Linked DNA regions of Mus musculus: regions 1 and 3 are each linked to region 2. Evidence: chromatin loops called from intact Hi-C (ENCODE). Cell type or tissue: left cerebral cortex. All regions are shown on one strand. Each heading gives the region's core, and the rest is flanking DNA. Links, peaks and the distances in the headings are about the cores only.

Evidence for each region. Hi-C counts contacts between places; a loop is a spot of excess contacts. Peaks named below come from ENCODE experiments on the same cell type or tissue, not always from the same donor. Only the 100,000 strongest peaks of a DNase experiment are listed, where the experiment ranks them.
Region 1: a loop joins it to region 2, with 2.6 times the contacts of the local background. A loop is called at or near these places in 4 of 42 quality-filtered maps.
Region 3: a loop joins it to region 2, with 3 times the contacts of the local background. A loop is called at or near these places in 2 of 42 quality-filtered maps.

Annotation. Positions count from the first base shown.
Region 1 is chr12:80,492,866-80,503,184 of GRCm38, reverse strand. It overlaps Exd2 (exonuclease 3'-5' domain containing 2), which reads right to left. Exons shown (of 9, transcript NM_133798.3): 8 at 10,287-10,319; 9 at 5,050-6,404. The coding sequence ends at 6,188. Among named protein-coding and RNA genes, the nearest start is that of 2310002D06Rik, 9.2 kb to the left of the region's middle. In left cerebral cortex, for the core only: CTCF peaks have their summits at 4,643 (motif pointing left), 6,778 (motif pointing right) and 9,251 (motif pointing right); DNase peaks (open chromatin) are centred at 4,660 and 7,289.
Region 2 is chr12:80,636,664-80,646,982 of GRCm38, reverse strand. It overlaps Erh (ERH mRNA splicing and mitosis factor), which reads left to right and starts at 2,872. Exons shown (of 4, transcript NM_007951.4): 1 at 2,872-3,219; 2 at 5,939-6,026; 3 at 9,373-9,493. The coding sequence starts at 3,217. Slc39a9 (solute carrier family 39 (zinc transporter), member 9) reads right to left here and starts at 2,768. Exons shown (of 7, transcript NM_026244.2): 1 at 2,007-2,768. The coding sequence starts at 2,102. In left cerebral cortex, for the core only: CTCF peaks have their summits at 2,761 and 4,143 (motif pointing right); DNase peaks (open chromatin) are centred at 2,818, 3,068 and 4,115; H3K4me3 peaks cover 3,267 bases; H3K27ac peaks cover 1,303 bases.
Region 3 is chr12:80,515,306-80,525,624 of GRCm38, reverse strand. It overlaps Galnt16 (polypeptide N-acetylgalactosaminyltransferase 16), which reads right to left and starts at 6,635. Exons shown (of 15, transcript NM_001081421.2): 1 at 6,280-6,635. The coding sequence starts at 6,456. Gm26777 (a long non-coding RNA gene) reads left to right here and starts at 7,412. Exons shown (of 5, transcript XR_381753.4): 1 at 7,412-8,415; 2 at 9,064-9,152. 2310002D06Rik (RIKEN cDNA 2310002D06 gene) reads right to left here. Exons shown (of 3, transcript NR_045490.1): 2 at 9,249-9,326; 3 at 7,671-8,058. In left cerebral cortex, for the core only: CTCF peaks have their summits at 869 (motif pointing right) and 5,432 (motif pointing left); DNase peaks (open chromatin) are centred at 6,657, 6,980, 7,186, 7,584 and 4 more places; H3K4me3 peaks cover 2,502 bases; H3K27ac peaks cover 1,713 bases.

The DNA of each region.
Region 1 (10,319 bases), core at 1,608-9,607, 140 kb after region 2:
AACTCATTTTTAAAAAAATTATGTATATAGGTGTTTTACCTACATGTATGTCTGTGTAGCACTTGTATGCTGGGTGCCCAGAGGCCAGAAGAACGCACTGGATTTCTGGAACTGAAGTTCCTGTGTGAACTCCCGCGCAAATGATAGGAATAGAACCCAGGTCCTCTGGAAGAACAGACAGTGCTCTTAAGTGCTGAGTCACCTCTCTAGACCCCTTCTTTTGTTTTTCTGAGACAGGGTGTCATTCTGGAGTCCAAGCTGACCTCAAACTTGTAGTGATTCTCCTTTCTCAGCCTCCCAAGTTCCAAAATACAGGCATGAACTACCTACCACTTCTGAATTATCTCATTTTGTTTTACTTACTGGTATGTTCAATGGTGAGGTTCTGTGCTGGGGAATGAACCTGGGCCTTACTGTATGCTAGCAAGCACTCTTCTACTGAGCCGTATCTTTAGCTCTGGTTTCTGATTCTTATCCAGGACTTAATACCCTGGTGACCTGAGGAGTCAGATCCCAACTGTGCCCCAACATGTTGCAGCCTGACAAGGGAGACCTTGGAGAAGCAAAATATAGGAAATCAATCCAACTCAAAATTATCCTGAACCACACACTGTGCTTGAAATAATGCTGACTATAAACTCAGCAGATTTTTTTAAAAGGGGGAGATAGAGTTTATTTAGCTTATAATTCCAGGACATGGTCCATTATTATAGGAATGTTAAATCAGGAACTGAAAGCAACTACTTGTATCTAAAGTCCAAGCAGCAAGAGCACGTGCAAGATGCTACTTTGTGCTTGTCTTACTTTTCTTCGTTTTTAAGTAGTCCGGGATTGCAAAACCAGGGAGCGGAGCTGCCCTTAGTGGGCACTGTTCTTCCTACATTGATTGTCATAATCAAAATTATCCCCCACAACCCTGACCACAGGCCAACCTGATCTGGACAAACTCTCATTGGGATGCTTCCCAGGCTGTGTCTAATTTTTTGTTTTGTTTTGTTTTTGTTTTCGAGACAGGGTTTCTCTTTGTAGCCCTGGCTGTCCTGGCACTCACTTTGTAGACCAGGTTGGCCTCGAACTCAGAAATCTGCCTGCCTCTGCCTCCCGAGTGCTGGGATTAAAGGTGTGCGCCACCACGCCTGGCTAGGCTGTGTCTAATTGACAGTGATAACTGTCACACTCACTATGTCATTTTTTTTTGAATTCTGACTAATTGGTGTCAACCTGATGTTACACCTGCCCCTGGCCCCTTCCCATCTTTTCTCAGCCACCATGAGGAAAACAGATTTTACATACCCTCTCTGCTATGATCATCTGCCTCACTGTAGGCCCAAAGCAATGGGTGATATTGAGAGAAAGGCAGCTAGTTACCTTTTCATCAAGGGAGAGAAATCCCAGGAAATGGAAATTAAGTGTTTTAGGTTCAGTTTGGAGGATGTACTACCTTTCACAATAAAAAGTGGCCTTGAGGGCTTGGAGAGATGGCTCAGAGGTTAAGAGAACCGACTGCTCTTCCAGAGGTCCTGAGTTCAATTCCCAGCAACCACATGGTGGCTCACAACCATCTGTGATAAGATCTGATGCTCTCTTCTGGTGTCTTTGAAGAAAGCTACAGTGTACTCACATAAATAAAGTAAATAAATCTTTAAAAAAAAAAAAGTGGCCTTGAAGGCAACATATACATTAGCAAAGCCACAACCTACGTCGCAGAAACTAGGTTATAGAAGCATTCCTTAGTCCCATATAGAGAAAGTCAGATCTTGATTATCTCTAAAACAATGATCCATTTGGTCCAGTTACCCAGAGCATTGGGACCACCAATCAGAGACGGCCATAAAGTAACAAGGAAATGTGATCAGTGCCTTTCCAGCATGTCAAATGGCATGCGGCCTCAGCGGGTCACCACTGCATCTCCATGCAGGAGGCAGGAAAGGGTGCTGCTGCTGTGGGTCATGGGTTGTCTGCTGGCATCACCATCACTGTGCTCCAGGACTGGGATGGGAAGAGTCCAACATAGGGAACTTGGCAAGAGTCAGAAGAATAAGCTAGATCCAAAATAAAAGCTGAAGTAGTTTTATATTACTCATGTTGTGTTGTCTTAGCAAGATTCACCCTCTTTCTAGCCTCTTTTTGCACATTTCTCTCAAGAAAAATGGATTTTTTTTAAGATCTAAAAATTACCATTGTACAATTTTTGAAAACAACAACAATGTGGGGGAGGGGGGAATCATTTATTTTCTTTTCGATGCAAAAGCAAGAGGCTTATTTTCCAGCACGTTTGGGTTGACCTTCAATTAGTCCCTCAAGGCAAGTGACTAGAAGGGCCCCTGCCCCTCCCCATTCGTTTCAAATACATAATAATTAGTAAGCTATCAAATCTTTGGGGGAAATTGCTCCCCTGGCTCCACTTGCTCACTCCCATTCTTGGGGAGTGTCCCTTAATAAACCATGAGAAGGCTCAGTGGCTCAGTGGGAAGAGGAAACTTAGCACCATGCCAGCTGGATCCCAGGGACTCTCACAGCAGAAGGAGAGGACTATCCTGAGCTTGTCTGTCATACATGAACCCATGCACATACAAACAGCCCATATACAAAAATGTAAAGTACATTTTAAATGAGACCTAGTGAAGAAAATTAAAAGATAAACAAATGGAAAAAAAATCCTGGAAGCAAGGTAAATCAGAATTCAATGTTTAAAGAGGTCAAATAAGAAGCTAAACTGAAGTAGTCTCTGCCTGCTGGGTTCCTAAGAGCTGAGAATGGGGGTATTAAGCGGGCTTTATTTCAACAAAACACATTTTGTCATCTGATCCGTCCGTGACATGGGTAAGAATAAGTAACTTATGGCTGTATTCTTAAATGGTAGAAAATCCCTGGATGTGTGCTTCATTCACTTTACAATGGCAAGTTATTAAACACAGATCTATTTTCATAAAAGAATCCATCTATAACCTTATTTTAAAATAAAAAAGTTTTTAATTGAAAAATTTACATTAAAATTTTTTTAATAAACTATGTCCAAAAAAAAAAAAAAATCACTGACTGCAGAAGCAGGGAAGGGAACATAGTAATGAAGAATGGTAGACAGGAGGAAGCAAGAAGGGGCCCAAAGCCACTAACACGAGAGCCAGGGCATACAGGGTCCATCCCAATTCACAGAATAGCTCAATCCATATACAGGACGCTTGGAGCTAAAGATGAACTCTCTAAGGTGTATGCTACTCCCAAGCTAACATCAATTAGTGCCCACTGCAACAGTGACACCTCCCCTCAACTCCAGTTTCCAGAGTTCTATCTTAAAGAAATTACCAAGTACAGAGTCAGAAATATACAAGAAAGTTTATCTCCATAACTGGCAATGAAAGATTCAAAACAACCATGCTTTTGAACAGAGTGTGGAGCTACATAACCAAATAAGAGCTACTGGAAACATGTTAACATTAATATTCATTGGTCTTCTGTTGTTTTGTTTTGTCCTGAGACAAGGGTTCACGTAGCTCAAATAGTCTTAAACTTACTATGTAGCTGAAGATAAGCCTAAACTTCTAATCTTCCTGCCTCTACTTGCCAAGGGCTAGGATTATAGCCATGAGCCAGCACACTTTAGAACTTTATTTTCAAAGACTTAAAGATAAAGTAAATTACTTGGTGATGCCATATTAGCAAATGGGAAAAAAGCCAGGATGCATACAAACATCAGACACACACACAGGCATGCACACACATATGATAATTTTAACTTTATATTTAAATTTAAATATTATACATATACATATTTTAAAATACTGATATTTTTTCTTTTGAGACAGGGTCTCTTTATATACTTCTGGCTGTCCTGGAACTCACTATGTAAGCCAGGCTGTCCTTGAACTCAGAGATCTACCTGCCTCTGCTTTCCAGTACTGGGATGCTGAGATACTGGGATGGTGGAATCAAAGGTGTGTGTGCGCCACCAACCTGGCGGAATGAAGATTCTTAAGCACATCACCAAAGCCTAGCTCTGTTCCAAACGGAAGGGAGATGGACCACTGTTACTTTTCCTTTAGGCTCTTCTCTAATGAGCATGTACTCATTGTGTAATCCAGGCTAGCATCAAATCCGACATCCTCCTGCTTTTTCCTCATGCATAGAGACTACAGAAAAGTGCTATCCACACCTGGCTTTGCGTATTTTATATCAGAAAAATAGGTTTACTCTAAAATTTCTCATTGAAGATGGCAACTTTCACTCGTAGGGAAAGGCTCAAAATTTCAAGATAGACTCAGACTATAGATTCCAATCTACACAGCAATGCTCTTCTGAAAAGCTAAAAGGACATAAGTTGCACAGACTAGCTTTCCCTTTGCTGATGGCTCTCTTACACTGGACCTTGTGGGGTCTCCACTGGAGTGCATAGCAACCAGTATACCTTAATTGTCCCTCACAGTATTTCTCACTTCTTCCTATGCAAATCAGGAGGACTAGGAGAACCCATCTCTCTTGTTCCAGAAAAAAAGTTTTCTTATAAAGCTATAGAAGTGACTCAAAATTAGCTACAAATATTTTGAAACACAGGTCACAAGTCATATTAAATGACTACGTATACAAAGTTGCTCATTTCTTGAGGATGGATATAAAAACCAATCTATGAGTGCCATCTTGTGGAAGCCTGACAACTACCATGGCCAAGAACCGAGCTGGCCTCCCATTCCTCTTTGGGCTTTTTCACTGAGCTCCCACAGCCAGGTGCCGCAGGCTTTGTGATAATCTACTATATTAAACATAAATTTCCCAAAAGAAGCTGGTACTATTTGTTTATATGGATGTCTAGACTTGATCCAGAAACGCCTGAGAGGACAGGTGGGAAGGCAGGGCAGAGGGGCAGAGTGTAAAACGCACAAGTGTTTGTGGACTGCAAACCCATCCCAAAGGCTGTGGTGCAGTGTGTATGGTGTATCCATGCTATATAAGTATCACAGTACTGCCACGAGGCAGGGACTCTGCAGAAGAAGTAGTAACTCTCCCCAAAATACTTACTGATTTCATAACGTTAGTAAGAAAAGCTTCACATTTACAATCACTGAGCTTTGTGCTTTGAAGTTGTTTTATTTATCAATGTCAGATCAGTTATAAGCAACTTGGGTACAATTCCAAAATAGAACTCTTGTTGGATTCTGGGCATAAAATTCTTTTCAATCTTGTTAAGATCTTATAAAATAAGAAAGTTTTCCTAATAGTTTAGAAAAAATTCTAATTGCTAATAAATTGATTTCATACTCAAAGTAGTAGTCTAACATTTTGAAAGGTGAAACATTACCCTTTTAAACTTCTATTGTATCAGATAATTTTAGTGTCTCAGGCTCTAGGGGAGGCGAAGTCCTCATACTGAAACCTGGCCAAATGGCTCTGGGAGTGAATTAAGGACTAAGGAGAGGTTAGTATTGCATGAACATGAACACCAAAGGAAGTGGGCGCAGACTCTGAGAAATCATGGTCCTCAGAAGCAGGACAAGAGACATGCAACCAGAGGAGAGGCTGAGCCATGTGTCAAAGCTCTCCTGGGAAAGGGTCAGCGCTTGTCAGCCCAGCCAGCTGAACACCCATTTCCAGAAAAGGACTTCCCCTGGGACAGGGAAGAAGCCCATAGCAAGCTGGCCTTTGGTCCTGTATGCATTGAATGAGAACATTTTCAAGCATGTAAAATAAATCCAAGTAATACAGTTGGAATGGGCCCCAAACAAATACATATGGGAGAGCAAGAAAGATTAAAATAGTGAGGCTGAACTGGGAATAGGAAAGTGACTCTTGGGTCACTTCTTCAACTCTGGAAAAAGTTCTCCCTGGCCTGGAAAAACCAATGCAGCAGAGAGAATTACAAACGTCTTCCCAGGGCCTGACAAGTTACTTCAGAGAAGACTTCTCCCTCTTAGGAAAAGCAGAGAGGGAGAGTGAAAATGAAGGCCAAGCTTCTTTTGCACACAAAAATAGGAGAGAAAGGAGGAGAAAAGAATAGACTCCCCAACTAAACTCAAAACCATAAGCTCCCCTTCAAACAACAGCCTTGCTCCATCAGAAGTACCAGGGGATCAGTGTAGGTTAGCACTCTGAGCTGAGTTACCAGGGCTTCCCCCATTAAGAACATTAAACAGTAGGAGGTGATTTTGACCTTGGCTCCTGCTTCCTGCCTGTCCTGACCTGCAGGCAGCAGCAGTCATGACAGCTTGATGGGAAGGTCATCCCCGTACTTTCGGAGCAGCTTCTGATGGTTGTGGTCCACTGACCACTGCTGGGGCAGGTGCTTAGGCTGCATGGAGTCCAGGAAGTGCTGACGCCAGCGGCTCTCCAGCTGCATGAGGGAGCGCAGCCCACCCTCGGTGTGACGCTGTACCACCTTTAGCCCATGAGGAATATAACTTTCATTGTATATCCTGCCAAAACATGAAGTCGTAAAGGGTATAAGCTAAACAATCACTGGGCAATCTCCTAGGCAGATAAAGAGATAGACCCCAAAGGACACTGTGTTTTAAATGTTTTTAAAATATCTTTTTGTTTGTTTGTTTGTTGAGACAGGGTTTCTCTGTGTAGCCCTGGCTGTCCTGGAACTCACTCTGTAGACCAGGCTGGCCTTGAACTCAGAAATCCAACCTGCCTCTGCCTCCCAAGTGCTGGGATTAAAGGCCTGTGCCACCACGCCCGGCAAAATATCTTTTTTTAACCTCTATTTTTTTCTTTTTCTTTTTTTTTTAAAAAAGATTTATTTATTTATTATTTGTAAGTACACTGTAGCTGTCTTCAGACACTCCAGAAGAGGGCATCAGATCTCATTACGGATGGTTGTGAGCCACCATGTGGTTGCTGGGATTTGAACTTCGGACCTTCAGAAGAGCAGTCGGGTGCTCTTACCCACTGAGCCATCTTACCAGCCCCTCTATTTTTTTCTTAATGTGTAGGATACAGGCTCAAACTGGAGAGATTTGGGGGTTTTAAGTTATATTTATGGGAAGGTCATATATACTTATCTCTATAGGGAAATCTTGCCTGGCTGATGATAGGTTAGAAATATTGATCTTGTATTTGTTGGTTCGAGGCTACTCAGGGAACAACTTACTTCTCTGTAAGCCATTAATTATTAATGGCTGATTTCTCAGAATACTGGCAGACCTGGGTGTAAATTTCAAGGTGATCCACTTCTTTAGTGCCTTCTTCCTCACAGAAAGCATGTCAGACCACACTGGTAAGGAGTGTGTTGGTCACCATGAGAGTTCCTATGGCTGTCAGCTATGCAAACAGTGTACAGCAGAAGATAACACCCCCCACCCCCGGGGCCTAGTCCCCAGCTAGACAGGAAACCATGAAAACTTCTGGTACTATGTGAACAGAGCCTCCCACAACTTCACTCTACCTCCTTCAAGAAGTGAAACCACATTTCTCAAAAAAGTCCCTTGCTCCAAGCTTCTTTCCTCTCCCAACATCTATATTTCCAATCCTTCATCCTAAACTCCCCCACCAGCTCAGCAACTTTGGGCTCTCCAAACATCTGCAGGTGTTTCATATTTCCCACTGTTGTTTTGGGGTTGTTTTTTTGTTTGGGCTTACTTTTTGTTTTTGAGACAAGCTCTCTCTAGGTAGCTCTGCCTGACCAGGAGCTCATTTTGTAAGCCAGGCTGGCCTTCAACTCACCCAGATACACCTGCCTCTGCCTTCCAAATACCACCAACCCCACTAGTTTCAATCTGCCCCCAAACAGCCCGTTCTCAGCCTCAATCTATCCTCTAACTCAGCAGCCGACTTATTAGAAAGGTCTATGGTTAGCTGGACGTGGTGGTGTACTCCTGTAATCCCAGCACTCAGGAGGCAGAGGCAGACGGATTTCTGAGTTCGAGGCCAGCCTGGTCTACAAAGTGAGTTCCAGGACAGCCAGAGCTACACAGAGAAACCCTGTCTCAAAAAACCAAAAAAAAAAAAAAAAAAAAAGAGAGAGAGAGAGAGAGAGATTTGCTGATCGTGAGGTATCTGTTGACTCTATAAGATCACGTGTCAAATTAAGTGGACTTGGGACTAATGATTTTTTTATAGAGGTAAATCCTAAAATCAGCACATAAGATGAAAATAACAGCCAATTAATACCTTGGAATACCTTAATTGCCACGAAGTGGAGCACATGTGGTTCTGTGTCTCACACCTCACACCTAGGTTTGTGAGACTTGTGACCAGTGCATTCATTCGCATTTCCTGTCTCACTGCGCTAACTGTCCAGATCCACTGAATAGAAATTTGAGCATCGGCTTTCCTATTTAATTTTTTTCTTCTTTCTTTTCTCTTTTCCCCTCCTTCCCTGAGAGTTCATAGTTGAATTCATAGATATATCTCAGTGTTCCTAAACAAGAAGTTTACAATCCTGGAGCATGAATGAACAGGTACATAGTTCAACAATAAGAATTGTGAGTGACTATGCAGCTATCAGTTTAGACAATGATCGAATTGATAGGATTAGATGTCCATTAAACTCTGGTAATGAGGCTAAATGCTTACAGTGTTTTGTTATCAATAATAAAAAATGTAAAACTTTATTTATAGCAGCAAATAATTATTTCTTTATTCAAGAAGTGCCTGTCTCACTCACACTACTGAGCAGCTCAGACAGCAAATATCTCTTAAGCAGATACTAGCACCACACTAAAAGGCTCTATTAATTGACTTTTTATTTCTAATAGCAACTTAATGACTTTTCATCTATATCTTATATTTCTAATTGTCCAAAGTTTTTAAGAATGTATTTTTAAATTTTATTCTACTTTATGTAGTCATAGCGTAAAAGTTACTTTCTAAGTTTTAATTAAATACTGTGAGGTTAAAGTTAAGTAACTTGTCAAGATCACATTACATTAAGGAGATTGCTTTTGACCAATTTCCAAATGAACTTCTTAAATTGTTTTCATTTATTAGTATGTATATAGCCACAAATGCTTGTGTTTGGGTACACAGGGTTACAGTAGCATGTGTGGAGGTCAAAGAACAACTCTTAGAAATTGGTTCTTTCCTTTCAGCACAGGCCCACCAGGGAGCCAGCTCAGGATGTCAGGCTTATGCAGCTGGTGCTCACGTCTGTAAGCCAGCTCAGTGACCCCCAGAGGAGCTTCTTACAACAGCTGCCCTCTGCCCTGCAGCCACAGGCCTTTCTTTTGAAAGTTCTATTATTTTATTTAATTACTTATTTGGTTTTTCTTTCTTTTGGTTTTTTAAAATTAATTAATTAATTATATAAGTACATTGCAGCTGTCTGAGACACACCAGAAGAGGGCATCAGATCTCATTATGGATGAGCCACTATGTGGTTGCTGAGATTTGAACTCAGTACCTTTGGAAGAGCAGTCAGTGCTCTTAACCTCTGAGCTATCTCTCCAGCCCTTATTTGTTTTTTTAAGTCAGGATTGCCCTGTATAGCCCTGGATGTCCTGGAACTCACTCTGGAAATCAGGCTGGCCTCGAACTCAGAAACCTGCCTGCCCCTGCCTTCCAAGTGCTGGGATTAAAGGCGTGCACCACCACGCCTGGCAGCAAATCTCTTTTTTAAAAAAAAATCATCACGGGGCTGGAGAGATGGCTCAGAGGTTAAGAGCACTATCTGTTCCTCCAGAGGTCCTAAGTTCTATCCCTAGCACCCACTTGGTGGCTTACAACCATCTATAACGAAATCTGGTGCCCTCTTCTGGTCTACAGGCATACATGCAGGCAGAACTCTGTATACATACTAAATAAATAAACCTTTAAAAAAAAATCACACTTTCTTTAGGAATTGGTGTGTGTGTACAAGTGCATGCAAGCATTCACAAGCACGCCATGGCATGAGTGGAGGTTTGAGGACAGCTTTTAGAAATTAATTCTCTTGATCTATCATGCAGGTCCTAGGAATTCAAGTAAAGTTGTCAGACTTGGCAGCAAGTGCCTTAACCTGAGCCATCTCGCCATCTCGCCATCTTTTTTTTTTTTTTTTTTTTTTTTGGTTTTTCAAGACAGGGTTTCTCTGTGTAGCCTTGGCTGTCCTGGAACTCACTCTGTAGACCAGGCTGGCCTCGAACTCAGAGATCCGCCTGCCTCTGCCTCCCAAGTGCTGGGATTAAAGGCGTGCGCCACCACGCCCGGCTTCGCCATCTCTTATGAAAAGGAAATTCTCAGATTGTTTGATTCTGACAGACAGTGGATTAGTAAGCACGTGGCTAAGCACTGTGACTGTGAGCAGCATTCTCATGAAGCCGTGAAAGCTGATGTTACTGAGTCACAGCCCATCCTCTCTGAGCAGTATGCTGTACCTGGTCTCCAGGCTGGCGGCCTCGTGAAGCATC
Region 2 (10,319 bases), core at 1,130-9,129:
CAGGGCTACCCAGAGAAACCCTGTCTTGAAAAAACAAACAGCTGGTCAGTGGTCAGTGGTGGTGCACGTCGAGGTCTAGGGAAACAGATGTTCTCTTCTGGCCCCCAAGAGCACCAAGCACACACAAGCTGCACAGATACTCTTGCACACAAAACACACACACATAAATATTTTAAAAGAAAGAACAAACAAACAAACAAACAAACAAAAACCATTATGTTAGATGGTTAATAAGTGGCCTAGAAAGCCTAGGCAGGAAAGTAACCCAAAAGAGAGGTTTCATTGGTCAAGGACTGACAGGTGACCTGCTGCCCAGCTCTATCCAACTGCTACCTTGACAGAAAACAGGAAACAACAGTAACAATTTAAATAGCTACCAGAGTAAGTTTGTGAGCTGTGAGCTGGACTTGTCCATGAGCTACGTAGTACATGTACTATGTACCCTTGCCACGGTGGACAGTGGCTGAAAACGGCTCTGACTCAGACTATCTAATTCCAAGATACTTGAACTTTTCAAGTTACAGAGCCTATTTCCTTGTCTGTAATATGGCTGAGTGAGTGTGTTGCTAGGATTTTGTTTGTCAGTGCTAGGAATCAAATTTAGGCTTTGCATATTCTAGGCAAACACTACCATTTGGCTATACCCCAAGCCTTTCAGTGAGTCATATTACATAATATATATAATTTTTTAAACAGTGTTATGGTTATGATGGCTCAGCCGTTAAAAGCACTGACTGCTCTTTCAGAGGACCCAGGTTCAATTCCCAGCGACATGGTGGCTCATGACACTTTGTAACTCCAGTTCCAGGGGACCCCACAACTTCTTTTGGCCTCCAATGACACCAGGATTGCATGTGGTACACAGACATACATGTAAGCAAAACATCCATAAATAAAAATAAAATTAAATAACTTACTGTATCATTAGATTCCAAAGGGCACAGGTGAAAAAGGAAATAGAAAAGGACCACACGCAAGCCAAGGTGACGCCTTCCTTCTCTCTGGCTAAAGGCCCTATTTCCCCTCCCCGCCCAGACTCACCACCCTTTCCACCATAGGCTTTCTCCACCTTCATCAATGCCTTCCCTTCAGAGTCTCTTTGAGGCCTACCTCATGCCTCATCTTTCCTCTGGGGAAGTTAGTCCTTTCAGGAATAGAACAACTGAGGCAAGGGTTTACTCTACTACTGATCTTGGGGATGAAACTATGGAATTCTCTTGCATGCAGTAGTTTTTTTCTCCTTAAACCTTTGAGCACTGTGTACCTAGGACACTCTGATGATCTAAAGAACAGACGAGAATATCTTTTCTCTCCCCCCCCCATAACCTCTGCTTAGTGGATGACAACCTAACAAATAACCCAAAGTGCATCCTGCATTGCAGACTAGGTTTGGCCTCAAACTCAAGAGATCTATCGCCTCTGCCTCCCCAGAGCTGGGATTAAAGGCGTGCAAAAAGTTTATCTCTAAACAAAGAGATTTGAAAATAATCTCAGAATATCCATTCCAGCCCTTGGCTTCTTTGAAAGGAAATGATAATAACAACCTACTGTAGCTTTTTTCTCTCACACTGATTGTAGTGCTGACATCCTAAGCTTTTCTCCAAAAACATTCATGATTTTTCTCAGAAATTGTTATACTGATTTCACCTCAGTGAAATAGTAAGTCTCCATTTGGTTTTATCTGATATCTTGATTTCTTGAAACCTCCAGGAATCATCAGAAATGTAACTGTGGTTCCTGTCTCTTGAAAAATGCAGAGCCCCAACTTTTGGTGGTCGTGGGGGTATATAATTTTCAGAGGATTCTGAACACTCCAGGTTCTCCAGTGTATCATCTATCTACCATTCTTGGTTAAGATGTATACGGTTGAACACAAGCTTTGTTTCTACTGTGAAATGTTACATCTTTTCCTTAATGAGACCTTAGAGCTGAGAAACAGCTTCTTTGCAAATATAGCTAGGTCTAGCATCATCCTAACGCTTGGCAGACAATGGAGAACGTCTTACCTCTGAGAAATTAACAGCCAAAGGAATGATTCCGGCCACGTAACATCCCACCAACATTGCCACAGACAGCAGACTAATGGAGAGAAAGTCATCCATTCTGCCCTCCCGTAGTCACCCTCTACCACCAGGCTTTAAGATTCCAGCAGTTTCGAAAGGCGCTTAGGCTGTTTAAACGCGTGGTCTTCCAAGCAAACGGGAATTTGCCCACTTCTTTCAGCCTTGCCACCAGCCGGGGTGTTCTCGAAGCACGCCACTCTCTTAAGAAGCAAGCTCCTTCTGCTGACTCTAGCACCAGAGAAAACTTCGCGCAATCTTAGGTACTCGGTTGCCAGCCACTGAGATTCCGGTCGGTCACAGATGGAGAAATTGTGCTGAAAGAGACCTCAATCGTCGGAATGAGAGTGTCACGACGACCCGCTCCTAGACAAGGCCCCTGGTAGCAGTAGGAAAGAGGGGTAAAGCCAAGTGTCTTCTTCGCACGCTGTACCTGTTCCTAGGGGTGGCACCGCAGGTGATACGCCCCCAGGGAAGGGACCAGCCCACCAGTCCCAGCAAACTACCTTCCGAGTCTAGAGTCGGGCAAGATGTCCTGCAAGTCTCTCACTTGGGTCGGAGGATTCAACAGCAAAGTCGACACGATGCTGTCTCTGCCCTACACCCGGTGCTACCCATGGTACTTCCCTCAGCCAGGCCCTGACCCTGAGTCGCCAATACTACAGCTGCCATGGCCGCCAAGTGGCACCTCTTCATTACTCCCACTTCCGGATTGTCTCACAGCCTCCTCTTTAGCAGGGCACTTCCGGGTTACAACCGACCTATCGGCCAGGTCCTTATATTGCCGCCATTTTTTTAGAAAGGCTTAAAAAAAAGACGACTGGTGTCGCTGTTGTATTCCCCATCACTTTAGCCGCCTGTCAGTTAATTAGAGTACAGAAGGCAGAATCCCGAAACGAACTCTTCTTCCTAAAGCGGAGAAAGAGTCTCTTACCCATCCCGGCGCCCTTAACCAAGATGGCTGAAACAGCGTCAGTATCCACTCTAGAAACCAGAAACGTGTGTCTCTCTATGGTCTGAAAGATTCCTTTTGCGTCGCGCTTTCGACGACTTCCGGCGGCGGCTCTCGCGGGATTGGCTGTTGGCGGCGTTGCGGCTGAGCTCGTGTGCGGCAGCAGAGGTGTTAGCGGCGGCTGCAGCAAGAGCGTTTGGCGCGATGGTGAGTCCTTAGCGGTTGCCGGGGTCCCCAACTTAGAGGGCCACCCCTGCTCGGTACATCTTCCCATCCTTCCCGCCCCTGCCCTTCTAGCGCGAGCGAGGGAGCTGCTCCCCGCCCCCTTCCCCCCGGCTCGCGGGTGGACCCTTCCCCTTCCCGGCGCTGAGCCGCGGGGCCTGCCCGTAGGCCCCGGACCTGATCCTCCTCCCTGCGGCTGCGCGCCTCCCGCCTGATGGTGGGGGGCGAGGTATGCGGTGGGCAGACGATGCCCTCCCTGCCGATCGCTGCCTGGAAGAGGGAGGTGTGGGGTGCCGTTCATTTCTCATCAGATGCACTAGCCGACTGTAGGAACAATGGCCGGGGAACGTGTTAGACGTTTCCTGAAACTGACACACCCGTCACCTTACGGTTCTCCGTAGGTCGGCCTTAGGGGGTCGGATTGGCTTTACAGTGTGCTGCCTCAGCCTGCCCCCTAACCCCCGAACTTCAAAAAAGAAAGTATTTTTCCTTTTTCAGTATCCTTAGTTGCCCTGTTTTGCCAATTTTGTCAGCCTTCGATCTTGTTCTTTCTTATATTCTCCTGGGAGTGGAGCCTGAAAAGAGACTCCAGGGTCCTGGTCCCAAAATCCGGCAGGGAAGGTTTTTGTTTTATTTGTTAAGTTGTGTGTCTGTGCTTGCACGTGAGTACAGGAGCCCTCAGAGGCCAGAAGAGGGAATGAGATCCCCTGGGTCTGGAGTTAGAACAGGCGGTTGTGAGCGGAGGATGTGGGTGCTAGGAACCAAACTCATGCCTTCTGTAAGAGTAGCACGTGCTCTTAACCACTGAGCCATCAACACTCTGGTTGTTGTTTTGCTTTTGGGGATCTTCCTTTTCGGTGTGTGGTGATTTGCCTGCATGTCTTGTGTGCCACTTGCATGCAGTGCCTGCGACAGACAGAAGAGGGCGTCCGATCCCCAGGATTGGAATTACCTGTGATGGTAAGCGACCGTGCGAGTGCAGGGAATTGAAAACCAGTCCCTTGGAAGAGCAGCTCGTGGGCTTAACCACTGAGCCATGTCTCCAGTACTTATGCCCTCTTATTTTTAAGTAAACAAAAGGGAAATATTTGGAGCAGGTGTGTTTATAGTTTTCAAATATTATTTCAAGTTATTCCTTAATTTGCCTAAAATTTTTAAAAATGTGGCAAAGAATGAATAGCTTGTCTAGGATGAGCCATTACAAAAATGCAAATAGGCTTTCATGAGACTAATTTTCTCAACAACAAAAGTACCATTTGAGTAGCTGGCCTTTTATGAGCCCCTACACAACACATCCTGCTTTCTCTGGCTATTAATAACAAACAAAACACTGTTCACATGACTACAGGTTTCTTTTGTTACCAACTTAGAGTTTTCTCTCAAGTCTTCTCAAACTTAATTAAAGACACAGATCTTGCTGGGGATGGAGAAATAATAATGCTCTTGCTGTAAGAAATTTAAAGTGCTTTTATTTCTGTTTTTATCCAGAAAGCCTAAATCTTAGAAACTCAGTTCAGTTTGTTGATAATTAAATTTTTGGATTATCTCAAAATAGTTTGGGCATCCTGACATGAGAATTTGTTTTTTAATCAGAAACTAGTGTTGCAAGTGAAGAAAATAAGGGGAATAATTTGGCTGAGAATTGGGCTTGCAGTGGAGTTGCATCATGCTAGCATTTGTTTAATTAATTAATCTTGTTTTGTTTTTCGAGACAGGGTTTCTCTGTATAGTCCTGGCTGTCCTGGAACTCACTCTGTAGATCAGGCCAACCTCAAACTCAGAAATCCGCCTGCCTCTGCCTCCCAAGTGCTGGGATTAAAGGCATGCACCACTACTACCCGGCTAATTAATCATTCTTAAATGCACGAGAGACACTATATAAGACTATGCTGGTCAGGATGTCTGCTTCACTTATTTAAAGATATTTTTGGGTTTTGCTTCTTTGAAGAGAGTTGGTGTTAGTGAGATCTAGTGAGTGGAGACCAAAGGTGCCACAAAACATCCTATAGGCTCAGGACAAACCCAAAGAATTCATTTCTGTCCCCAAATATAGTGAGAACTCTGAAGCTGACTCGGCTCCCCAGTGAGCAAGAGAGGAAGGCTTTCAGTGAAGTCCTGCTCCTCTGGTACAATCAAAGATTTTGTACATTCAAAGATAAATTATTTGGGTATGAGCTGGCCCCTTAAGGCAAGTTATCTAGACGAATAGTTCCATAAATAACTTTAGTGTGGTGTTCACTATATACATTTTATATTGTTACTTTATCTTACACCTTGATGTGGGAGGTAACTCCTGTATAAAATGTGGTTCCGCTGTTGTGCTCAAGTCAGGAAAGACCTTAGGTTGATACAGTGATTATAGTATTTCCTGTTCTCCTTTAACTACTCCATGTCTTAGTTTTTATTGAGTTAAGAGAGCTAGAGGCTAGTGGAGTCAGAAAACGGGTTCTAAAGGTTAATAAGAAAAAATGCAGGAGCGGGTATATTTGGAGTTTGAGAAATGATCCAGAGGGTAAGGGGCTGACTTAGTTAAGGGAGTTGTGAGCCCAGCACTGATAGGGAAACATGAACTGCGGATGAGCAACCTAGTCAGTTATGTTTTAGTAACTAACATCTGTGTCACGTCACGTCGGGGGCTTATGTGGTGATGAGAATTTCCGAGTCGCATGTTGGGATATTCATTGACGTTGTTTTTCCCCTTCAGTCTCACACCATTTTGCTGGTACAGCCTACCAAGAGGCCAGAGGGCAGGACTTATGCTGACTATGAGTCTGTGAATGAGTGCATGGAAGGTGAGTGAGCACAAAGGTAATGAGGGGGAGGTTTTTACAGTCCCTCACACACGCTGCTCTCTGGGGGATGAATAGCATGTGGGAACTGGAATCTTTTTCCCCCTACATTTCTTCATTTCTTTTTGTTTGTTTGTTTGTCCGAGACAGGGTTTCTCTGTGTAGCCCTGGCTGTCCTGGAACTCACTTTGTAGACCAGGCTGGCCTTGAACTCAGAAATCTGCCTGCCTCTGCCTCCCAAGTGCTGGGATCAAAGGCGTGCGCTACCATGCCCCAGTTCCCCCCTGCATTTCTTGAAGTACTCATTTAAGCAGGAAAAATAGGTTTTTAGTGTGGACTATTATTACTTGTTACTACATTTTGTTACGATATGTGGGTGTTTTATATACATCTCTTTGACATATTCTGCTAAACTATAACACTGTTACCGTTGGCTCTGAGAAAGCCTTCTGAAACGTAAAATAAGTTAGTTCAGGGAAAGTCAAGATTCACAGAAACAGGTCAATATGATTTATTGTGCATATGCTAAACTCACAGCAGACTCATACCCAGGGAGCCTTTAGAGCGCAGGCTGTTTGCTGCTAAGTGGATTTGGTTTTGTGCTTAAGCATTACATATTAACTGGTGTACTGCCTAACACTGCTAGGAAATTGTTCTTTGCTTCTTTCTATCAAAAAGTTATATAGTTGGTTTGGCTGCACAATGGATCCCTAAAACCGTTGATTATTCAAAATTAACTGGGTTATTAGCCTCCAAATGGAGCTGATTATACCTGTGCAAACAAAAGCTGCTTATAATAAGGATGACTTCCCGGAGCCTGTGCAATACACTTGGCACTGCCATCACATTCGGCTCCTAAAGATGGAAAGGGAAGGCGGGTGATGTGGCACATCCTATTGAAAAGGAAAAAAAAATTAAACGACAAGCAGTGGCCATTACCCTTGTGTGTAATTCCAGCACTGCTGAGGCTAAGGTCAAAGGAGCATGTGGAAGCCAGCCTGAGCTACATAGTAAGTTGCAGGACAGCGTGAGCTGGATACTGGGTGCTTTCTGATAAAACCCGAGTGGGTAGGGTGTAGAGGGTACCTTAGAAGCTGGGGCATAGCTCCGTAGTAGAGAGTTTGCTTAACATTCATGAAGTCCTAGGTTCATGCCTACCAATGCCAAAAGCAGACACTTTCTCTACCTTGAAAATCTGCCTCTATGTTCTTCCCTTCCCTTTCTCCTTCGACTCAATCTGATGCTGGTAAATTTATTTACCAAATTATTGGTAAGAGCTTTATATGGAGTTTAAGTTTCTTTTTTGGTGGGAGGTATATAGAAATAGAGCTGATTTTCATGTATTGATCATGTATGTTACAGCCTTGTTACTTCATTTGTTAATTCTAATCATGTCTTGGTGGCTTCATCTACAAGACCACCTTATACGCAAATAGAGGCAGTTTACTTCTCTGGTCTAGCTAGATGCCTTTTTACTTCTTGCCTCTTTGTTCTGGCTCCAGCCTGCAGTGAAGTGCTGAGTCAGTGTTCATTCTTCGTCCTGATGGTGGCAGACAGTCTGTGTCCATGCCTTTAAAGATGCACGTGAAGTTACCTTCCTGGGCTTGACTTCCTTTTTAATTCTTACAGTTACAGAATTTCAGTGTAGTGTGCTAGTAGCCGTTAGGGGGGGGGATAGCTCAGTAAAGACATAAGCACCAATGAGTGTGAGAGCCCAGAACCCCTGTAAACAAGCCAAACCTGTGCTTGTAATCTGATGCTGAAGTGTAGAGGCAGGTGGATCCTAGCAGCTCGTCGGCCAGCCTCGTCTGAGTAAGATGCAGGCCAGTGAAAACACTCTGTCTGTCGCAAAGGTGGGAGAAGATGGATGGCATTTTACTTCCGTTTCCTCTGTGTAGCCCTAGCTGTCCTAGAACTTGCTCTGTAGACCAGAATGGCCTCCAACTCACAGAAATCTACCTGCTTCTACCTCCTGAAAGCTGGGATTAAAGGTGTGCAGCAACTTAACCCCAGCTTTTAAAAGTTACTTTAGAGGTTCCTTAAGAGCTTATATATATACTACAATATGGGGCATGTTGCCCACAAGTAACGAACTTGTTCCTTGAGCGGTTGGTGGTAGCAATGACTGAACAGGTAAGTTCCCCCGTTTGTAGAACACTTTCCTGGTTGGAAGTTAACAGGTAGTGTGCTCTGTTGATAATTGTTAGTGCTACCATTGTTGATTGTGGAAGTTTGGTTTGGGTTTTTTGAGACAGTTTATAGTAAGCTAAACTGAAACTCACTATAGCTGAGGATGAGCGAGAACTTCTGCCTTAGCTTCTCAAATACTGGGATTACATATGTGACCACCACACCTGGTTTTCTTCTTATTTTGGAGTATTTACAAGCTTTGCTGTGCTAATGCTTCATATGTTACTTCAGATATACTCTGTAAAACCCTATGGAAAGGGGTTTATTGTTTGTCAGGTAAGGTTTTCTGGGTAGAGTTGTTTGTCTTGGTTGTGTGATAAATAAACTAGCTTTCTGGATTCCTCTTGAGTCCAGCATCAAGGCTCTTCAGTGCCGAATTAGGGTAAGTTTTAACTTTGTCACCAATTACTGTGACTTTTTCCATTGCATCAAAATTTAAAGGTAAAATAGGAAATTTCCGTGTTCTGCTCTCCAGCTTTAGAAAGATTTACTGGGAACCTTGATAAAAGAATCACATTATGGGCTGGAGAGATGGCTCAGCAGTTAAGAGCACTGGCTGCTTTTCCCGAGGTCCTGAGTTCAATTCCTAGCAACCACGTGGTGGCTCACAACCATCTGAAATGGGATCTGATGCCCTCTTCTGGGGTGTCTGAAGAGAGTGACAGTGTACTCGCATGTTAAGTAAACAAACAAATAATTTTTTTTTAAATTCTGATTTAAAAAATAAAAAGAATCACACTACAGCCTGGTCATGGTGGCACGCACCTTTAATTCCAGCAGAGGAATTAAGTTGGGAGGCAGAGGCAGGAGAATCTGAGTCCCAGGACAGCCAGGGTTATATAGACAGACCCTGTCTTAGGGAATGGAAAAAAAACAACAAAAGAATCATAATACTACCTGGAAAGGGTCATTGCTAATGACCAAATAATAGGCCCTGAGCCAGCAGTCAATCCAGATGCCTAGCCCAGACCTTAGTGTTTTGTTCAACTGCAGGGGTTTGAAGTAACCATCTAATTATAAAGCACAAAATAGTTATCAATACTGTCATAAATTTAAATTGCTAATCACAGAAATTAAAGTGGCCAGCCAGCAGTCCTTTTCCAGGTCAATCTTCCTCCGGCAGATACAGCGCTGCTTACGTTCTCGTGCTCCCCCACAGGTGTTTGTAAAATGTATGAAGAACATCTGAAGAGGATGAATCCCAACAGCCCTTCCATCACATACGATATCAGCCAGTTGTTTGATTTTATTGACGATCTGGCAGACCTCAGCTGTCTGGTGTAAGTATTAGCCACTATATCTTTTAATTTGTATTTTTCTGGTTTTTGTCCATTTATATAGTTGCCAGTGTTTCACTTACATGTAAATAAAAAGTTAAAATGATACTATAGAGCTGAAGGCATGAGGGGCTTGGCAGTTGCTAGCGTGAGGTGAGGATAGACGGGCTCCACGTTGTGTGGGATAGTCCTTGTCTTGGGTTCTTAGCCCTTTTACTTTTTCCTAAAGTAATTGTTTTCAGATTAAAACCAAGGGTCTGTTCTTAAAGTCTAATTTAGTCCTACCTGTGTAAACAGGGCTTGTTTTGTTTCGTTGGTGTGAGGTTTCAGATTCTGACGTGCTTGTTACATTTTATTGTCAGTAGTACTGAGGTAAAGTGGTACACCTTGAACCAGACTATAGACTAGATTGGCACTTATTTAATTAGAACATATGAACAGAGCGTGATCCTAGGAAATTATTCACTTGTTGGAAATTTCCATAAAACAGCATTAGTAAAGAACTGATTGTTTATATTTGATTAGGCGTGTTAGACAATGGGAAGTCTATGCGCTGTAGTAAACGACCTCTGGCCTGACTGCAGAAAAAATTGGTGTTGGTAATATAGAGCATTCCTTATTTGGAGTTTATTTAGCATTCCTTATTTGGAGTTTATTTTCCTTATTGGAAATTGGCCCCATGGGGGCGGGGGGTACAGGCTTATAATTTCAGCTAATTGAGAGGGTGAGGCAGGAGGATGGAAAGTTTAGTTTAAGGCTAGACAACTTAGTGTAGACTTGAGTGTGTATAGCTCAGGGTAAACTGCCTGCTTACCAGGCACGAAGCCCC
Region 3 (10,319 bases), core at 850-8,849, 120 kb after region 2:
TTTCTCCCCTACCTGCTGCTATTGGAAGCATTTATCTGCTGACTTGAGCCTGTGGAGAGACACCCCAGTGAGCCTTGAACTATCCCAGCGCAGGCTGGTTCTGCAATGAAACCTTTCCTGCTGCTGCAAAGAAATCTCTCTCCCTGCAACTGCACCCATTGGTTCGTTCTAGTCTCTGGACCCCAGTCTCCAAAGGGAACAACCTTATAGAACCACCTCTAGGTGGCAAGGAGACAAAAGCAGAACCTGGCCTCAAAGTGACCACTGAACATCCATTTGCACACAGACATACACACACACACACACACACACACTCACACACCCACGTTTTCAATAGCTAGCATCTATTTCCATCCCGGGTTTGTCTTCTCTCCAGCCTATCAAAGGGCCCAAAATCAGTGATGCTCAGATTTCTTTTGTTTTTTTTTTTTTCTTTTTTTTTTTTTTTGTTTGTTTGTTTTTTTTTTTTTTTCTCTGTATAGCCCAGGCTGTCCTGGAACTCACTTTGTAGACCAGGCTGGCTTCGAACTCAGAAATCCGCCTGCCTCTGCCTCCCGAGTGCTGGGATTAAAGGCGTGCGCCACCACGCCCGGCTCAGATTTCTTATATAAAGTAGGAAACTATACTGTGTCTGCAATTTCCGTCCTCAGGGAGGCTGAATCCGGAGGATTTTGTGAGTTTCAGGTCAGCCTAGGCTACAAAACAAAACAAAACAAAACAAAAAAACTGTCTCATAAAATAAAACAAAATGGCCAAGTGCATAACCTTCTGAACACTTTATATCATTTCTAGTTCCTTTCTCATATTTTATTTTTGATTATATGCATCTGTGCGTGTGTCTCTGAATGTCGGTTTGTGCAATTTGGGTGTAGTGCCTACAGAGGCCAGAAGAGGTCGCTGGATCTGGAGTCACAAGCAGTTATGCGATGACCAAAACAGGTGCTAGAAATCAAACTTGGTTCTTCTGGAAGAGCAGTGCATGATCCTAGCCACCAAGCCACCTCTCCCCCACCCCCCAGTTCCATGTCTGGATTCTTACACAGTGACTACTACAATGTAAATGTGAGTGGTCCTTCTAGAGTATCCTTTACAAACTAACGAGGTGGAGGTGCCCTGGTAAGCCTGCACATGCTCAGTACAGACGCAATCCTGCCCATCCCCCAGCCTTTTGACTTGGGCTAGAGAATGCGCGAGTGTGGAACCTGAGGAGAAGGGAGGCAGGGAAGCCAATCAGGATAGGGAAAAAAAAAAAGCAGCTCAGCGGATCTAGAGTCTTAACCGCCTCCTTTTGAATGCACTCACCGGTCAGAGAATAACTTGCAAATAATGTCGATGCCACCAGCTCCCAGGGCAGTTTGAGGGAGGGAAGGCTGATCTAAAGCCTGGGAAATACTTGTCCAGTGTCAAAAAATATCAAATGACTGTGACCACCATCAATGTAACACAAAACAGGCAGCTACTCAGAGGCTAGACTAAGTGGCCTGAAACAGTTCTCAGACGAGGCAGAGCACAGGTATGAGACTGTCCAGAGCAAGCCCGATGTCTGAGTGAATCAAATTTAGTGCCCCAGAGGTCATTAATTGACCCCACCTGAAAGCTTGTCACCCCTGTTCACTTCTGGAAGGCTTGGATCTGTCTCTTCTACCCGTGACTTTGCTCTGCTGTTTATGGGGAGGTGTTCTGGGTTCCCTGAAGAAGCAGGCCAGGCCAGCCCAGGCGCAAATCTCCAATCTTCTAACTATAATGAACTCCTCAGTTAGAGGCTCCTCTCTGACCTCAAGGTGGTTTCTTTCATTACAGCATGACAATCCCCAGGGCAGCTTAGCCAGCCTTGGCCCGTGCCTCCTCCATGTCCACCTTAAACGGGTTTCTTTTTTCTTTTTTCTTTTTCCCACCTCAGAGCTTCTTCCTCTGCTTGCTAAACTGAGAACCACCACCACAGAAGGAAGCCAAGTCCCTCAGGCCACCCAACATGGAGCAGGGGATTCCTGGCTGGTGGGGGGCTGCTGTTACAGCACAGAAATAAAGGGGTTTCTGGGGAAATGAGCAACACCCAAAGATGCATCCTGTGCCCCTGGGCCTCCCTGTCATCCTTGTGAGAGCTCCCTCCAGCTTGGGTGCCTCAGAGCCCAGGAGAGACCCCCCCCCCCATGAGTACTTTACATCTGAACATGTTGGGAAAGGAAATCGTGGGTATTTGTAGTTTTCTCTCCCTAACCTCTTTCTCGCAAGCATCACCTCAACAAATTAAATACAAAATCGTTTTCTATCATTTAGGCAAATCTTATTCCCGCAGCTCCAAAATGCACACATTATAAATAAAATACAAATCCATTCTGCTGTGATTGAACCTCAATTCTCAGAGAACAGTCCTAGAAAAGCCAAAGTCGGTGTCCCCTTCTACAGTGAAGTTCCCCAAAAGATCTAAAGAGCTACTACAAGACCTGACAGGTCATGTAGTCTATAGCTCTGTAGGTCAGGTATGTCTCTATTGTGTCCTCACAGCACCAGAAAGAACTTCCAAAGCTATTTTCTCCCTTCTAGAAATCTACCATCTGTTTGTCAAGGCACTAACAAGCCTGGCCAATTATTTAACCCAAACTGAACAAAGACTAAGGAAGGTCCACAGGTGGTAGGTATCTTGTCCATGGGTATTCAGCTCTGTCTCGATTTCAGGATAAAAAAACTCCAGTTGAGGCCAGGTGTGGAGATGTTTATCTGCAATCCTAATACTCAGGGGGCTGAGGCAGGAAGATTTTGAGTTTAAGGCCAACCTGGGCTTTTCTGTCTCTAAGAACAACAACAACAACAACATCACACACACGCACACACAAAAGGAGAAGGGAGGGAGGGGATAAGGGAGGGAGGGAGAAGAGGGAGGGAAGGAGGGAGGAGGGAGGGAGGGAAAAAGGAGGGAAGGAGAAGAAGGAGGGAAGGAGAAGGGAGGGAGGGAGGGAGAGAGTGAGCAATTCCAGTTGAGAAAGCTGATACCAAACCCTTTCATGTGTTTAGACAGGAAATGGCTGTCTTAATTGTGTGTGTCCCTACTGAAAACTCCCAAAATAGTTTTGTTTTGTTTTCAAATAATGTAAAGTGAAATTCCATGTAAGACTCTGGCCTCTTACTCAAGCCTGTTAAGAGAATTAGCATATAGAAACCAGAACCAATCAACCACACACTCCAGCCCTGGTTACTCTGCATCCTGCATCAACTGGAATCCTCTGTTAGCACAGGATCAGTGTGGATCCAAGGGGATATTTCCAAATATGCTCACTGCCTTGCCCAGCAAGGCAAAGAGTCAACCCTCGACGATGCTTGGTAAAGCTGCCAGAGGAATGGAGTCAGCTTCTCCCTTGAATCCAGATTCCATGACCAAAAAACTTCACATCAGAGTCTGTGACACACAGGCTGAGAGTAGGGCCTCTCTGGGAAACTTGGCCATAGGGTTGCCATGCCGACATCCCACAATGCCAAACAAGCTCCCCATGGTCCAGAAGCAACTTGGCTGGCTTTGAACAGGCCAGACAACACAGTGAGGGCAGAGCTGCCTCCAAGACCAGATGCTCACAGGGACCCTCCCTTTCTGGTTTAGCTCTCTGGTTCCCTGGGGTAGTAATGACTGTCTGAATTTGCTCAGCCTCTGACAACAGGGCTGGCCACCTCATTCTCTAAGAATCTGAAGTTATGGCCCAACTCAACAGTCATGTTTGAAAATGGCTGACAGTGAGGAGTTATCAAAAGTTTTAGAGAGAAGTCAACACCGGCACCTGCCCCCTTTTTATGTTGAACAAAGGGTCCACCTCCTGAAGGTGCCAAAGCACGTGTCACCTCACCTTTCTACCGAGGCCAGGCTAGAGCTGTGGGTAAGGGCATCTGAAGCTGGACCTGTTCACTGCTCCCAGTGAGCAGAATCCCTTTGCACTCCTTTATCAAGGAGGTACTTCTTAAGTCTTGCCGTGTGTACCAATGTGGGAATGCGGAAAGCATCCAGCACGGTCCCTGCATGCACAGCTTATCTGCAGCTGAGAGCAACATGGAAGTGAATTTCTCAAGATAGGAACACAATGCAAAGCAACATCGAGGGCAGCCTGCAGTCAGGCCAGCAGCAGAGCCATCCCAGGCTACAAGTGGTAAGGCAAGACTCTGCCACTCAACTCCCTGAGACTTCCATCCTTGCCTTTCTTTCTGGCTCCCAGCTTCCAGTCTCAGCAGCTTACCAGCAATAAAGTCAGCATCTGCAGGAATGGGGGGGGGGGGGGAGGGCAGGGAAGTGTTCACTAGTGCCACACCCCCCCCAACTTCTAAATCTCATCCCGTATCCCACCAAGAGTCCCCAGTATACGTACACACACCATTCTGAGACTCTCATCTGAGAGGCACAGAAGATAGGTGTCCTAACCAAAGTCAGGGTTCAGGTTTCTGGACCAGACTACAGAAGCCTGTCTGTGGTCTCTGCCCTCTTTTCCCACCTACCAACTCCTAGCATCTTCCTCTTCTAGATGAAGGCCACCTCCCAGCAGGTCATCAGAGAGAGAGAGATGGGGAGCCCGATCATCTGACCTCAGTTCCATCATGCTGGCCTTAGGCTCTGGTCCCTGAGACCGGGACTGGACTGATCCAGGACTAAGAATAGGGTAGCTGGGGCACACATCGTGGGAACTCACTGGAGTCTAGAACCACCAATGTTTGTGTTTTTCTTCCTCTGACCTGTCCGTCCACATAGATCTCAGCACCCTAGAGTGTACAGGTTTTTTTTTTTTATTTTAGCTCCGTATGTTCAGACACTGACAAGTTTTTGAAAGCCATGTCCTAGGTACAGCACAGTGGCCCTCCTAAGCATGTTTGCAGCGATGCACCACAACTTGGAATCTAGGTTAAAACACAAACCTTAGGGCCTAAGGTCTCCTCTCATCAGGCCCAGAAACTGATACCATTGTAGAGTTTTTACTTCTTTACAAACAGGTGATGTGAGGGAATACGGGAAGGATGGGGCTAAGTGAGGGTACCTAGAGAACCATCCTCATATTCTTGGATTTCACTACAAATTCCCTGCATTCTACAGGATACAGGTATCCGCACTCCTGACCTTGCACCTCACCTACTGGAGGAGCTCCAGTCCCCTTTTCCCGCGGGTTCAGATCTTTCCGGGCAAGAATCACACCCTCCCCTACTACACACACACACACACACACACACACACACACACACACACACCTCCCTGGTTCTTTGCTCTTCTTTCTGGTCCTGGTGGACTTCTCAAGCTGTCTCTGACCAACAGTAGTGTGTCCCAAGAGGTTACCTGCCCCCGTCGGAAGAACGTTCCCATCTTAGCGTTCTCTCAAAGGGTCCCCTAGTCTCCTTCCTCAACAGGTGCTGGGCCTGGCCACACGAAGCCATCACCAGCTGACCAGACGAAAGTGTAGACAGGACGCCCCCTACAGGCTCAGCTTGCCCCCACCAGGTTCTACTGTGCAGCTTAATCCGCCCCCCAACCCCTCGCCCCAGCTCCGCGGGAGCTCTCGGAGTACTAACACCGCTTTTGTTTCTCCTACTCGCTCAGATGTCTGGAGGGTGATCTCATGAGAGGGAACTGCCCAGCCCAACGAACACACAGTCCCCTTCAACTGCAGACCCTAGGGTTGGAGGCAAAGAGCGCTTATGAGTCAAGCCTTCTCCCCGCCCCTGGGGAGCCAGAAAACACCTCCGGGGAAGGTAGGGGTGGAAGCTGAAAAAATTGGTCCAAGTTGATCTTGGATGTGAAGGCGCTAAGCCAAGGGCAGCGCTCAGCGACCCTTCCCTTACCCACGCCGCCGCCCGGCGTCTTTTACCCCAGAGGCTGGAGACCCGGTGCGCACCACCACCTACGCGCTCTTGCTGAGCTCTGCTCCCACCACCCGCTCGCTGCACTCCAGGGCCAGCCGCCTTCTGGGGATGGCGAGACGCCCGCAGCCCCCTAGTCCCCAGCCCCGGTTGCGCGGGGCCGCGAAAGCCGCCACGTTCTCAGTCGCGCGCGCACGCCGGGCCCACCAAACTTGCAGCACTTTCTCCCTGCCCCCACATGCTGTCACCCTCCCTGCATCCAAGCACCCTGGCCCCTCCGGGCCCCGCACAGGTTGCCATAACAACGAGCAGGAATTCTCCAATATATACAAAGCCCGAACGGTGCTCGGGGCACGCAGCCCCCGGTCGGGCCCCGCGAACCTCGGCTAACAGCGGGGGGCAGGACGCGCGCCGAGGATCCCCGGCCCGCCGCTCACCCGGTGCGCAGAGCGTACTCACAATGAGCGGAATGGTGCGGTCCTCGCGGAGCTGCTCTGGTCTCCCGCCGGCCCTCTGCGCGCCGCGGCCGCTGGAGGATGCTGCATGGGCTCGGTTGTCCTGCCATAAGTAGTAGAAAGTGCCCAGGATCCAGGCTACGGTCAGGATGGCGATGGCATTGGCGCGGATCTTCCTCATGGTGGGCGGACGGGCGCTCCGCGTGGGGCCCGAGGCCGGCGTGCTCTCGGAGCCCGAGCAGGGGAGCTTGCTGCCCCAGCCGTTTGTTGTCGCTTGCGCCGGGCTGCTCAGTCCTGCAGAGCAGAAAAAAGAGAGAGGTGGTGGTGGTGGTTGGGGAGGGGGGGGGGGTGTGATAGGAAGAGACAGGAGCGCAGAGCGATCCTCACGGTCCTAATGCCCTTCAGCCCCGAGCGCGCGCGGCCCCGGGCGCTCATTCATTCGCGCGCCTAGCTGGCTCTGTGCTCCAGACGCCGCGGGCAGCCGGGGCCGCTGCGCACCCGCTAAAGAGCGCGCCCGCTGGGAAGTGGCGCGGGCCTTCCTCCCGCATCCCGGGTCTCAGCGAGACAGACGCGGGGTGGAATGGCGATGAACCAGAGCTGGTCTCTGCTCTCTCAACGCTCGGCTATCTCTCGCCCGTCCCCTGCCCCCGCGTGGCCCTGGTCTGTCTCTCCACCCACACCTAACCCACCGCCGAGCGGACCTGAGTCACCAGCGAAGACGCGCGACCCCTGGCCTTGGCCCGAGTCGCCTAGCTGCAGTTCCCGGCAGCGCTGAGAACTGAGCTCTGGCGCAGGGTTCAACCTGTGTTCAGAGAGTCCTTCGGAGGGGGCAAGGCTAGCGAGTAGGCAGTCTTGACTTTGCACCGGAATCCTTCTCGGAGACCCAGGATTCCATCCGCCTCGGTGGCCCGAGGGGGTGGGGAGTTGGAAGCTGATGCACTTGACACTCTGGAGAGCGAGGTGAAGCTGCGCTGCGGTACAACCAATGCAAGCACAGGGATGCGATCGCTGGACATCTTTCATTACCCTGGGGCTCCTAGCTTTCTCTTAGTTCCTATCCACACCGGCATCGCGGCTCCCTGAACTGTCCTGAGGCGTCATCACCGTTCCGTGAGAGTGAAGGGAGGCCATAGAGGCCAGGCCACAGGGTTCGATTAGTGGACAGAACCCTGTCTAAGAGCCCTCTGACACTTTTCTGACAAAGTGCAAAATAAGGTGGTGAGAGACAGGATAGACATCATTGAGATTCTGATTCTGCGGAGGCCCTGAAGTCGATGAGAGGTGAGAAGCAGGTGTGAATAATTCAGGCTCCAGGCAGAAGACAAGGCGGGCTAGGGCCTGTCAGGCAAAGGAAGACACACACTCGGAGCTCTGAGATACCAAAGTAGATGCTGCGGAGGAAGAAATAATTTATTGCAAACTGGTCTTCAGTAACGAACTACAGAAATGATTCCTGAAAGTATAGTCTTGCAAAGTGGTCTTTAGGAAGGCTTCCCAGAGAAAGTGGATAAATCTGGAGAATAGGAGGGTAATCCCAAAAAGGAAGAGAAGAATAAGGAAAGGGCAGGGACAGCCAAGGCCCTCAGGATAATATCTCATGAGAGCATGCTGGATACTGGCAAAGACCTGGTGTGAGTTGAGACTGGCCAGACTGGGCAAGTCTAGATACTGGAGGATCTTAAATGCCAGGAGCAGAGTGGACAGGGTGGTGCTTTTTGGATGATGTCAGGTAGGTTGACTCTTCGGAAAATCCAAGACAGGTCAGGCTTGCGAATGAAGCCATCTGGGGAATAAGGTAAATATTGAGATCATAGCAGCATGTCCTGCCTCCCATATCAGCATCAGCTTCCGTATCAGCATCAGCATCACCCAGAGACACACAAGTGAAATGAGAGGGTGTTTGTCAGTAGTTCCAGAAACCTAAGACAAGCTTGATATATTTCTACTGAAGTGAAAAAGAAAATGACCAGTGTTTTGTTTAGAGGAGAAAGAAGAGGAGGAGGAGACGCTGGAATGTATCGGAGTTTCCACTAGCATTACCACTTACTCCTCTGGACTCACAGGACGAAGGGACAGAGAAGGCTGCCCCTGCACCAGTACCACCACAGAAGCCTTTCTAGGATGACCAGTCCTCCCTCAGGTGGGCACTTCCCTGGACTTGGAGGTAGTGATTTTATGTGACAGGGAGTTGACATAAAGGTTGACTGTGTCCCCCTCACCATGAGCACTCTAGACAGGGAGGGGGCTCGAGCTGCCTGCCACCTCAGCTTCAGCTTCTAATCTTCCTTCCAGGATCAAGTCCAGAATGGCTCAGAAGTGAACCCAGCCTTCCCTGGGGTTTCCTTGCTGGTGTTGGGAGGAGATCCAAGCAGCATAGACTTAAAGCCACCCTAAGAGACTTGCATGTTCCTAATGGTCCCTGAACTCTGAAAACACCAAGAGTAACCATGCCAGCCACAGGTTATTTGAGGCTTCCGGGTGGCGCCCTGTGCCAGCCCTCCATATATGCCCTGCAGAGCTCCCACCCTGAGATGAGCTATGCGAATCCTCACACTGGCAGATGAGGACACTCAGCCCTCAGGAGGCCGGCAGGTGCCAGCATCCAGCGACCAGTACAGGGCTGTTTGTGCAGGGTCCTCATTTCCACCCTCAAATCTGTTTTCTCCTGGGTAAAGGGGGGGGGGGTATGAAGGGATGGGTCTAAGAGTCATTTCCAGCTTCTAGTACCTTAGACATCTTGCGCCGTTTGGCACTCCTCTCAGACACAGTTCACCTCTTTCTTCTACAGATGTCAAAGACAGTACTGAGTGAGCTGAACAGAATGTCACCACCAAGGGTTCACAAGGATCTTGGAGCCCTCTCTGACTATGCATCTGGGTGAGGACTGGGATGGGTGGGCAACAGAGGGGGTCCAGATCAGCATACGCCCTTGCCACTGGGGCAGGGACAGGTAAATTCCATGTTAACTCTTACCTATGAGGTGGCTCCGGTCAATTCTCAGCCTCAGTTTTCTCAGCTGCACAGTGAGGGTGCCGGCTGCCTGCAGCATTGCTGGGAAAGATGGGATAAAATACCAGGAGACAGGGGCTGGTGAGATGGCTCAGTGGTTAAGAGCGCCAACTGCTCTTCCAAAGGTCCCGAGTTCAAATCCCAGCAACCACATGGTGGCACACAACCATCCCTAATGAAATCTGATGCCCTTTTCTGGAGTATCTGAGGACAGCTACAGTGTACTTACATATAGTAAATAAATAAATCTTTAAAAAAAAAATACCAGGAGACAGAGAGGCTCACCCAGGGCCCTGCAAATCTCTTCCCACAGGCACATGCTCTTCCCACCTCAGAGGAGTAGGGCTGAAAGGGGACTTCCTAAAGCTTGCCGAAGCACATGCAAAAGGGGCTTACCACTACTGCCAAGAACAGAGCCCAGAATGGCTTCTCCAGCCACATCAAACATTACTAAGGGCAGAGTGCCTTGCCCCACGGCTGAATGGCTGCCTCTTTCAGAGCTTCTGCTAAGCTGGCCACTCTAGGTTCACTACCTTTAAGAGGCAGGCCCTCTCAGAAGCCTCTTATCAGGTCTGCTTTAGTGTGAGAAGTCCAGAAGACAGGTTAGAGAACCTGGCATGAAACCCTCCCCTCCCACCATACCTGTCTGCTCTGAGCAGGAAAAAAAGCTGGAAGCACAGACCATCTGTGAGCACACAACACACAGTGCTGACATAGGATCTCAGCATCCTTATCCCTTGAGAAGGCTATGTCATTGCCCCTCAACAGTGATGAGATCCATGCAGAGGTTGGCAGCCACCCACTGTCAGAGAGCCACCTTCAACATACCAGTTGTCTCTAAGGAAAAGGTGAATGCTGAGCTACTGGAAACCACTGCAGATGGGAAGGTCTGGCTCTCTGAAAGGATTTCAGTTGATCTCTCTGTCTCTGTCTGTCTCTGCCTCTGTCTGTCTGTCTGTCTCTGTCTCTCTCTGTATGCTACACAAGCATGCATAAAAACACATCCCATGCATGCAACACCATGGTGCATATGTG